2 separate regions of the Homo sapiens genome follow, and region 1 is linked to region 2. The links are chromatin loops, found by intact Hi-C in ENCODE. Cell type or tissue: GM12878. All regions are shown on one strand. Links, peaks and the distances in the headings refer to the core of each region. The heading gives the core; the rest is flanking DNA. Region 1 has its middle 120 kb from the start of ASB9. Region 2 has its middle 66 kb from the start of ASB9.

Region 1 (5,393 bases), core at 188-5,187, 53 kb after region 2:
TGTTGTAGCATGTATCACTACTTTATTCATTTTTACTGCTGAATTACATTCCATTGTGTGGATATACCTCATTCTATTTATGTATTCATCAGTTGATAGACATTTGTGTTGTTTCCAGTTTTTGGCTATTATAAATAATGCTGCTATGAACATTCATACATATCACTTGCTTTAGAACCCTCAATTTTCTGGTCATCTGTCGACCTCTTTGCCAGAACTAATTCTCCAGTCATACCAATGCCAAGTAAATCCTCTTCCATACCCTCAATGTTTCAGGAATGTCTACTCTTCAACAGAACCATGTAGATCTTAATTTAGGGATGTTCCCTGGTGATCAAGCTTTAATTAAACACTAGCTCTGCATGTTTTATGGCAGATGAGGATACCAGACACTAATTTTGAAAATAGTTTTTTTCCCCAATGGCAAAAATAAATTTTTACCTATCTGACAATTTGGTTTCATAGATGTAATAAGGAGATATCCTGAAGGAAAACATGAATAATCACTACTCTATAGTCAGTTCAAATCTCTTTCTGTGTCAAATATCCAGCTGTCTGGAACATCTGGATTTTTTAATCTCCTAAAAGTATGTCCAAGATGGTACTTTTCCCACCCCTCGACAAGCCCACTTTTACTCCTGTATTCCCTACAATGGCAGATGGCACCAGCATACAGGCTGTTGTTGCTCAAGTCACAAATCTGGTAAATGCCCTAGACTTTTCCAACAATCCATTCTGCGTATGATCAATCATCCAAGGCACATCAAGCTATCTGAAATAGCTCTTTAATTCATCCTCTTCTCTTCATTCTCATTGCCATTATGTTAATTCAAGTTATGACAATATGCCACTGTGCACTATGACCTCTTGAAACACACATTGTTGCATGTTTCAGTATTCCTTTGCCTATGGCATCCTTCCTGCTCTTGTGTGCCTGGTTAACATCAAGCCGAATTTTAAGAATCAACTCAAATGTCACCTTCTCTGGAATTCCTTTGCCTTCCTTCTCATTCAAGTTGGATGAGTTTCCCTTCTTTGCTCCTTGGCATCCTGTTCTTAGTTTTATTTTAGCACATAAAACATTCTAGTGTAGCTATTGATTTAACTGTTTATTTCTTCTTTCATTTGATCTGAAAATCTTCCTTCATTTTTTATCACAGTAGCTCACACATTATTAGGACCAAACAAATGTTTGTTTAATAAATGAATGAATAATTAATTTTGTGTATAAAGAAGAAAAATTAGAATGAGTGATCAGTTTTTCACTTACAAATATATATGAGGAACTTCCTTATTAGAGCTCAGCTACTTATTTGTAATATCAATCTTAAACTCAAAGTTGCTTATATAAATATGTAATTGTTTCCATCTTTGCTTTTCCCATTGGATTTGATAAATTTTAATGCTTAAATTCTGAATAATTGGAGGGACTCCTTGAAATGTATGTATGTGTGTAATAAGTCCATTAATAGTAATATCCAACTAAAGAACATTTTTAAATGAGCAAAGTAATAGAATAAATCCATTAAGTTTCCATTAAGTCCCTCTGTAAAAGTGAACACTATGCATTTGTTAAGGGTTCCTTAATGAAATACCATTAACCCAAATACTTCAGAAATTAATATGAAACTCTCCACACAGAATGTCTTATAGAAGTATAGGCCTTGTTATGTAGTCCCATGGTCAGAACTAATCAATTCCAGAAGTTTATTATACCGAAGAGATTAAATTTCATGCCTTGCTAAAGATTAATAGAAAAATATTATTAGAGTTGTACACATTATTTATTAATCTAATGAGATGATTGTCTCTTTGTAGCAAAAAGAACTTTAGAATTAAATTGTTATAGAAGATCTTGAACCTTTCATATAGAGGGAAAAATGATGAAGAAATAAATGAACAAGGAGAATATACTAAATAAATGTTTTTGGGGACATCCTTACCATGATTCTATAGGTGTAAGAAATAATAATTTACTTTATCTATCCTATGAAAGAGAACACTCTGCAAAATACTAATTTGTTACTTCTGTGTCAAGAGGACAAACTTCATCCTTTTCTGTACTTGAAAACTCTATTGATGTGTTGGAGAATTGTAAGAATTATAGTAAATTCATGGAAGCTCTGGAAAAAGGCTTTGGTGTCACCATCAGATCATACATTTTGAGGCATATCTGGGAGTTTAAAAAATTGAGTTGTACTAATGGAAAAAGCAGAGGGGAAAATCCTCAAACCCACTCAAGCCGGTGAGGAGACTGCAGAGAAGTGAGTAGAAAGGATTTCACAGGAAAGATTAAGGCTGCAGAGGGACAGACAAGATTACTTGGTGTCTGATGGAGCGGCTGGGTGACTACAGAGGGACTACCACTGTGGGTGTCTGCTGGGAGTTCCTAGTATGGTCAATAGGGCCAGAGGGGAAAAAAGAGTCCAGGGAACTTGTGGCCACAATTAACATGGTAAAGAAAAGAGAAGTTGTCTCTGGTGGAGGTGAAAATCCTTCAAGAACTCAACTCCAGAGAAACTTGCTATTTCCTCGGTGGAGAGACATCTTCAGACTCCTGTCCTCCAGCTATATATCTTTCATGAGAAGTCACTTTCCATTTCCCACTCACACACCACACAAAGGGTGAAATCAAGACACAACAGGAAGCCTGACTTCTTACTCATAGGTGAAATGTGGGAGGGAGTGTGGGGTGGGGGCGGGGAATGCCAGGGGAGCAGTGATCCTCTGTTGCTGAAGAAACTGTCACTAGGTATCAATATTCATCAATTTATATTGTTGTTTCTAGGCAGGAATGGGCAGCCAAGAATCACCAACAGCATGAAAGATGGGCTCCAAAGCAAATCAGCACAGCAATGAACCTACAGGATTAAGTATGAATGTATGTATATATGAAATGAAGAGGAACTGAAAGTCTGATTAATAATCTCAGGAAGTTAAAACAAATATTGCAGTCATAAGCAGAACATACAGCTTAAATAAAAAATTCTATCAGCAAACAAGATCTTGGTAATTAGAAATAACTGTAACCCTCCTTCTGGGTATAGGTTTAAAAGAACTGAAATCTGGACCTCAAAAAAATATCTGCACTCCCATGTTCATTGCAGCATAATTCGCAGTAGCCAAGATAGGGAAACAACCTAAATATCCATTGATGGATGAATGGGTAAAGAAAATGTGATATATATATATGTGTATATATATATATATACACATATATACACATATATATATATATATATATACATACACACACACACACACACACACACATACAGTGGGATACTATTTAGCCTTAAAATATAAGTAAATCCTGCCATATGTGACAACATGAATAATTATCCATTATCCTCAACATGAACATTATCCATGTTGAGGACATTATGCTAAGTGAAATAAGCCAGTCACAGAAGAACAAATACTGCATAACACCATTTATATGAAATCTCTAAAACAGTTAAACTCATAGAAGCAGAGAGTATATTAGTGGTTGTCAAAGGGTGGGGTAGAGGGAAATGGGAAGTTGTTGTTCAATAGGCATAAAGTTTCAGTTATGCAAGATGAATATGTTCTGGAGAACTGTTGTACAACCTTGTGCCTAGAGTTAACTATACTGTGCTATACAGTTAAAAATCTAAGAGGGTAGAGCTCAAGTTAAGTGCTCTTACCACCGGCAAAAAAAGGGAATGGGGAAACAAGGCAACTTTTGGAGGTGATGAATATGTCTAGTATCTTGACTGTGGTGATGGTTTCATAAGCACAGGCATATGTATATGTTCAAACTCATCAAGTTGTATACATCAAATATGTATAGTTTTAAAAGTTATATTTAAAAATATAACTAATCATTTAAAGTACTTATTAGAATTTCTCTTGACATTGGACATGACTAAAAAGAAAATGTGTAATTTAGAAGACAAAATTGTGGACTTTTCCTGGAAGAGAAAGTTTAAAAGAAAAAAAAGATGGACATTTTGAGAGGAAAAATAAGCGAAACAGAAAAAAAAAAAAGAGGCTACGCATAGCCATTTACTAGAAACGTAAGAAAGAATGATCAGAAATAATGGTGAAGAAAAATATAGTTAAAAAGAGAAGAACATTCCTCTGCCATGAAAACTTCAATCTTATTATTGACACTGAAAAGTGGGAAGGAAATAAGAAGTATCTCCCACTTTTTGATGTTTCTGCAGTGCCTTACTTTGGCTGTACTCAGTGGAAACCAGTTGGCAAGAGAGCACAGACTCTCCAGGGTCACAGAGCCAGGCTGAGAAGGGGAAGGATTTGAGAGTGAAAAAGATAAAGTAGCTTCCCTCAAAGTTATTACATTTTACAGAGGCAGTGTATTAGGATTCTGTAAGGAAAGCAGAAACCACTCTAGGTATTCAAGGAATTTAATGCAAGGATTGAGTATTACAAAACAATTAGAAAGGTGGGAGGAGCCAGAGAAGACGCACACTAGATCCCTGTCTTGTCACTAGGTTTCATGGATTGAGGATGTTGCCAGTGCTGACCAGGTCAGGAATTGCAGGAAGCTGCTGCAAAACCTCATCTGTGCTGTGATTCTGCCTGCCATCAACCAAGAAGGAATGATGGTTCTACTTTGCTCTTGCCTTCTAAATCTCATTGATTCTCATTATCAGAACCTGGAGTGGAATACAGTAGGCAAGAGACTCAGAAGAATGTAGTTTTCAGGTCCCCAGCCCCTGTGGAAAGAGCAGATTAAGGTGAGGGGGGAATGGTTCTGACTACCAACAGACAATCCAGAAAAAAGGTTGATGTGAGGTTAATAAACAAATAGATATATAATGACAAATATATTAAGTGACGTGAAGAAAAATAAAACAGAGAAGGGGCAAAAAGTGGTAGGACTGCTCTTTCAGAGAGAATGGCCAAGACCAGCTGCTCTGGGGAGATGACACTGAACAGAGACTTGAATGAAGTGAGGGTGAGAGCCATGGGGTTCACTGATGGAAGAGCATTTCCTGCAGAGGGGCCTGCCAATGGAAAGGCCTTGAGGCAGGGAGGTGCTTGGAAGTTTAGAGGAACAGCAAGGCAGCAGTGTGACTGGAGTGTAGCAAAAAAGGGAGACATGAAGTAGATGAAATTACAGAAGTAGCCATGGGCTGAATTAGTCAGTCTTGTGGGCCATGGTAAAAACTTGGGATTTTTTCTTTTCTTTTTCTTTTTTTTTTTGAGACGGAGTCTCGCTCTGTCGCCCAGGCTGGAGTGCAGCGGCGCGATCTCGGCTCACTGCAAGCTCCGCCTCCTGGGTTGACGTCATTCTCCTGCCTCAGCCTCCCGAGTAGCTGGGACTACAGGCAGCCGCCACTGCGCCCGGCTAATTTTTTTGTATTTTTAGTAGAGACGGGGTTTCACCGTGTTAGCCAGGATGG
Region 2 (5,393 bases), core at 186-5,185:
AATATGATAGTGTGTGGTTTTGATGGCATCTGGAAAAAAGTGGTGGAAGAGAGAATTCACTATTCATTTCCACTCTTCAATGAATGCAAATGAAAGCAATGTTGTATAAAAAGAGTATAAAATACTCACTGAAGAAAAAATGTGAAGGTAAATGAACCAGGAATTCAGGCCACACTATCTCTGACGAATGGGTCTCTAAGTTCCTGTGAGAACTGATTTTGCTTACTCTGTGCAGGTTTGAGTCTGATAAGGAGCTAATACAGGGGGAAAACATTTTATCCTACAGAACCTAACTTTATCTTGTTGGAAGTCTAGGCACTAATGGGAGAATAAATTCAGGCACTCTGAATACATTACTGACTATTCAATTCAGAATTTATAGAAGAGAAACATGGTGCTTTATCAGTGACTGCTTCCTGCACCTGTCTAGTAGCTGGCACATTGCCTAGTCTGGCTAAATCCTACATTCACTTGGTGATATCATTTAAGGCTCCTTTCTGCTATTGAGCTGTGCTTGTAATTCAGTGTGTCTTAAACCAGGTCTATGTCAGAGCACTTAACTCTTTGAATAGGAATGAGTACTAAAGGGAACAAGTTGAAGCCCGCTGACCAAACACCCCCAAGAACTCATCTTCACTCAAACAAATTAGGTTTATTGAGCTTGGTGCCTTAAGGGATACCACCCCCAAGAAGAACTCCAGATCTGGAAGGCCCTCCTTAGAGGGTTTAGACTTGTGCTAAATCTTCCAAGAAGAATTTAAGGAATCAAGACCTCTTCTAGATTCTCTGTTAACAAGAAGATAGAACAAGACAATTTGGTGACTGAATATCTTAGTAATGTTAATCTAGAAGGCAGGAAGATTAAAGCAAGGCTTGAATGGTCATTGGTAAAGAAGTGGCAGTCACTTATGGTGATGAGAAGAGAGGGGTTTTAAATCATTTTTGTGGTTATGGAATTAGCCTTCTCCAAGACATGGTCATAAGGTGGCCTTATGGAAACATAGTTCATTTTTTGTAAGCTTTACTTATGGTCAGTTGAGAATATCAGAGTTGACTTCAATAGGACTGTTTTTAACTTTTTCAGGCACACAGCTACTTTCTTGTTCAGAAGGGCTTTTGGACCTGTCTCCAGCCTCTTGTATTTAATTACTCTATTAGATTGACTTTCATTGGAATTTCAGAGAAAGACTAAGCTGTTGAGGTTTTTGGAGGAACGAACCTCACCAGATATTTCTAAGCTGTTGTGTGGGTGTGATGGGCTTCGGGTAAAATACATGCTTACAAAGCCAGGCGTGGTGGCTCATGCCTGTAATCCCAGCACTTTGGGAGGCCAAGGCGGGCGGATGATGAGGTCAAGAGATCGAGACCATCCTGGCCAACATGGTGAAACCCCATCTCTACTAAAAATGCAAAAAAAAAAAAAAAAATTAGCTGGGTGTGGTGGTGCGCGCCTGTCCCAGCTACTTGGGAGGCTGAGGCAGGAGAATTGTTTGAACCCAGGAGGTGAGGTGGAGGTTGCAGTGAGCCAAGGTCGTGCCAGTGCACTTCAGCCTGGGGACAGAGCGAGACTCTGTCTAAAAAGAAAAGACATGCTTACAGGGGGAAGCTGAAAGTGATAACCATCCAACTCTATACATGAGTTGACTATGTCCAGATGAGCACTTTTAGATGCCTATCACCTGTACACACATGGAGGAGAAATGTGGTCCCAATTCCTCCTCCTTCCCTATATCCATATTCTCGCACTGGCCTTATCATAGTATATATTCTCACCTTTTGGTTTTGGCCTTGGCCATGTATCAGTAAAATTTTAGCAGATGTGATGCAAAGCAGAAAAGACTCTTTTGAGGAAATGAATTAAAATCAAGATCTGAAAGATGAGAAGAAGTTAGCTAAGCAAAGGAAGATGTCATGTGTGAGGAGGATGAGCTTTCTAGGAAGAGGCAAGAGGACTTAATGCGATCTGGGAAAGGAGAGAACAGAATTCAATGGAGAGGGAGTGCATTAAGATTGGTGAGAAAGGCAGGGATTAGAAGACAGTCTTATAGACTGTACAGCAGATTTGAAAATGTATCCTAATAGTAATGGAAAGCTATGGAAGAGAGTTTAGCTTGGGAGTGGCATGATCTAATTTACTTTTTTGAAAGATCTCTTTGTTTGCAGAGTTGTTATTATAATTAGGGATAGAATTTGGGAGAAATGAGTCCTAGCATTTTTCCATCTTTGTCAGGGTGCCATACAATACAAATTGACCCTCTCATTTGTTCCATTAAAATCAATGACTTTGTTTAGGCAAAGTGGCTCCTGGATATCATCCCAGAGAGGGGTTGAAGGGTTCTTCATAATGAAAATAAGAGAGTAGCCAAGAGGATTGATTTTGGAGTGAGCCAACAGTCCTTGGTGACACCAGGCCAAGCAAAGGAGGGCCATTAGACTGGGTTTAGAAAGCTATCGCTGTCAGTAACTGAGAGGATGCCATTTTCTTCCAAGTGTAACTCATTGTGAAAATGAGGTGGATAAGAATAAAGGGTATCTTTCTGTATGAGAACTGAAAAGACATAACCCTTTCCAGCGTAGCCTCTTTCTGATTATTCAGATTTAGATTTCATCTGGAGGCGTAGTTTTTGCTATGTCATATGTCAGAATATTAGATTCTCTCATTTAGAAACTCAAGAGGGCTGATATGACATATCCTTTCACAGGAAAACAAAATCAAGCCGAAAGTGAGATCAGATGACACTAACTCTTAGAAACTTGAAATTCTGAGAACAGGAAATGAAATTACAAGAAGAAAATTGGCTTGTTTATTTAGGTTGGCTTGTTTGTTTTTTAAAATAAAGAATTTTAGAAACAGTCAAAAATGGGCTGTGGATTGCTGATTTTGCTGGTTACTTTAGGTTTGGGGCCTGATTTGCCTTTATAACCTGATAGTATCCATGCCTTTATTTCCAGAATGAATAACTTATGATGGGAACTTTAGTTGCACTGAAGTTGTCTGCAGGCTAAAATGTTACATAATTGTTAGGAGAGCACATTTTAGGACATTGAACTGTGCAAAAGCGTAAACTGTGTTAAAGGTTGACAGAGGTTGTAAGAGCTTCTCAAGTAGAGAACCTGTTGACATTTTGGGCTGGATAATTCTTTGTTCTGTGAGGGGTTGTCCTGTGCATTGTTAGATGTTTAGCAGCAACTTGGGCCTATACCGACTACATGCCAATAACACCCTCCACACATGAACAACAGTAACTGTCAAAAATGCCACCAGATAATGTTAATGTTCACTGGGGTGCCAAATTACCCCACGTTGTGAACTATTGGACTAAATACTATAGAAACAGTTTGTGAAATGACTGTTGGGCAGATTTTAACCAGTTATTACTTTTCTTGACTATGCCCAAGTAGAAGATAGGCTGTTTATACATAGGTACAGAGCTCCACCCCAGCACAAGGGAAGACTTCTGAATATGTTATCCTATGGTTTTCATCATTGCTGAAGCTACGAGTGAATACTTGGGTGAAATGTCAAAGGTATTTGTTGAGTTTTAGAAAATCTTTTACTGGTCCCTGATGAGGGTGAAAGAATTTAAAAGATGTAGTGTGTGTGTGTGTGTGTGTGTGTGTGTGTGTGTGTGTAGATAGAGAGACTCAAGATCTATTTTTAGAAAAGCATGAGAAAAACTCTAAATTCAATGTATTATATGCATTTTATGCACGTGACAGAATATAAAAAACTAAATATCCATTGAAAAAATCCTCATTAAAGTAGAGTTTGCTTTTTCTATTTACCTTTAGATATTAGGGCAGGGAATGAGAAATGCTGTGGCTTACCAGAATGAAAGGCTGCTGGATGAGGTCATGTGTGATTATGTTTAAGAACATGCAGAAAGGGCCAAATAAAACTGGTGACCACAAACAAGTGGTAAAGGAAATTGAGAGGGTGGATTTAGAAATTACTTTCATTCAGAGAATTACTGGGATATGAAATGAGAAACTTGGCTTCCTAGAGAAATAGCTGAAGTCACCAAGTGTCAAGTAATTTGAAATAGTGAGGGATGACTCATAGCGTGTCTTTGTAGAGTTTGCCTAGCCTGAAATACTGATGGGAAGATTATTCCAAGGAAATTAATAAGATAAATCTAAATGTTAGCAAATTACCAAAGAGAGCTAAAGATGAAAATGGAGAATACAAATAATCCATTGTTTAAACAAGAATGAAACACCTATCTGCAAATAATCTTCCTGTATCTAGAAGTGATGCATAGTGGTTAAGGGCGTGAGCTCTTGAAACAGACTGCTTATGGTAGGATCCCAGCTCCATCACTTATTAGCTGTGTAGGCTTCAGCACACTATTTAATTTCTCTGCTTCAGTGTCCTCATTTATAAAATTGGAAGAATAATAACAGTATCTACCTTACAGGGTTGTTGTGTGGATTAAATAAGTTAAAATGCAAAGCAGTTAAAGCTTTTTTTCTTTTTAGAAAATATTAGTTTTAATTAATTCTACTGAGTAAATTTTAGCTATTATTATTAATTGAAAGCTCAAGGGAATATGATTTGCTTATAGTCATAGATATAGTTAGATACAAATTTAGGACCTGGGCTTTCACTTCACATCATTTTCTCTTATGTCAAGAAGCTGTTCCCATCCATATAATGTATCTGTGCATGCGTGTTTTTCATCTCTCTCTGTGTGTATGTGTGTGTGTGTGTGTGTGTGTGTGTGTGTGTAGATTGGCAGAGATAAGAGCTAGACATAAAGGCATAATAGTACAACACAATTATGTATTCTTTTGTATCAGTTTTATAGCACTATCATATATGAGTCTCAAACCAATTTTATGGTGTAAGGTAAAAATAAATTCTCATTTTATAGACACAGGAACAGAGGTTCAGTAGAAAAGTTAAGCAATTTACCCCAGATATCAGAGCCTATGAGTAGAAAAAATGGAATTAAAAACTGGGGATTCTGACTCCCATTCTGTGCTTCTACCCATGGTTAAAGCTGAATGCAGGAGACATGACAGTAGAAGGGTAACTGGGGTTCCTGGAAGCACATTGGCCTGAAGTCCTGCAGGCAAGTGCTGTCGGGAAGGGACAGCATCTGTCTAAGTCCTTTCTCTTCTTTCTTCTGTAGAGAGCTCTTGAATCCATTCATTTAACCTCAACCCTCTACCCCACCCGCCATAATGTCTCACCTGGTTTCCCACCTTCTGACTGGTCAATCCACTTGCTGCCATAATGATGATTCTAAGGACCAAATCTGATCAGGTCACTCTTGTCCACACTTCCACCCTCATCCCTTCAGGGACTCTCCATCCCCTTTAGACCAAGCAGCCTCCTCCAGGGCAATTACAGCCCTTCAAATCTGGCCTGTGCTCCCTTATCAAGACTC

Evidence for each region. Hi-C counts contacts between places; a loop is a spot of excess contacts. Peaks named below come from ENCODE experiments on the same cell type or tissue, not always from the same donor. Only the 100,000 strongest peaks of a DNase experiment are listed, where the experiment ranks them.
Region 1: it touches region 2 in a loop (5-fold over the local background); 4 of 110 quality-filtered maps call a loop at or near these places.

The regions. Positions count from the first base shown.
Region 1 is chrX:15,148,963-15,154,355 of GRCh38, reverse strand. No RefSeq gene overlaps it. Among named protein-coding and RNA genes, the nearest start is that of ASB9, 120 kb to the left of the region's middle. In GM12878, for the core only: no CTCF peak of the experiment used is centred there; a DNase peak (open chromatin) is centred at 2,695; H3K4me3 peaks cover 590 bases; H3K27ac peaks cover 729 bases.
Region 2 is chrX:15,201,551-15,206,943 of GRCh38, reverse strand. No RefSeq gene overlaps it. Among named protein-coding and RNA genes, the nearest start is that of ASB9, 66 kb to the left of the region's middle. In GM12878, for the core only: no CTCF peak of the experiment used is centred there; DNase peaks (open chromatin) are centred at 2,563 and 4,013; H3K27ac peaks cover 913 bases.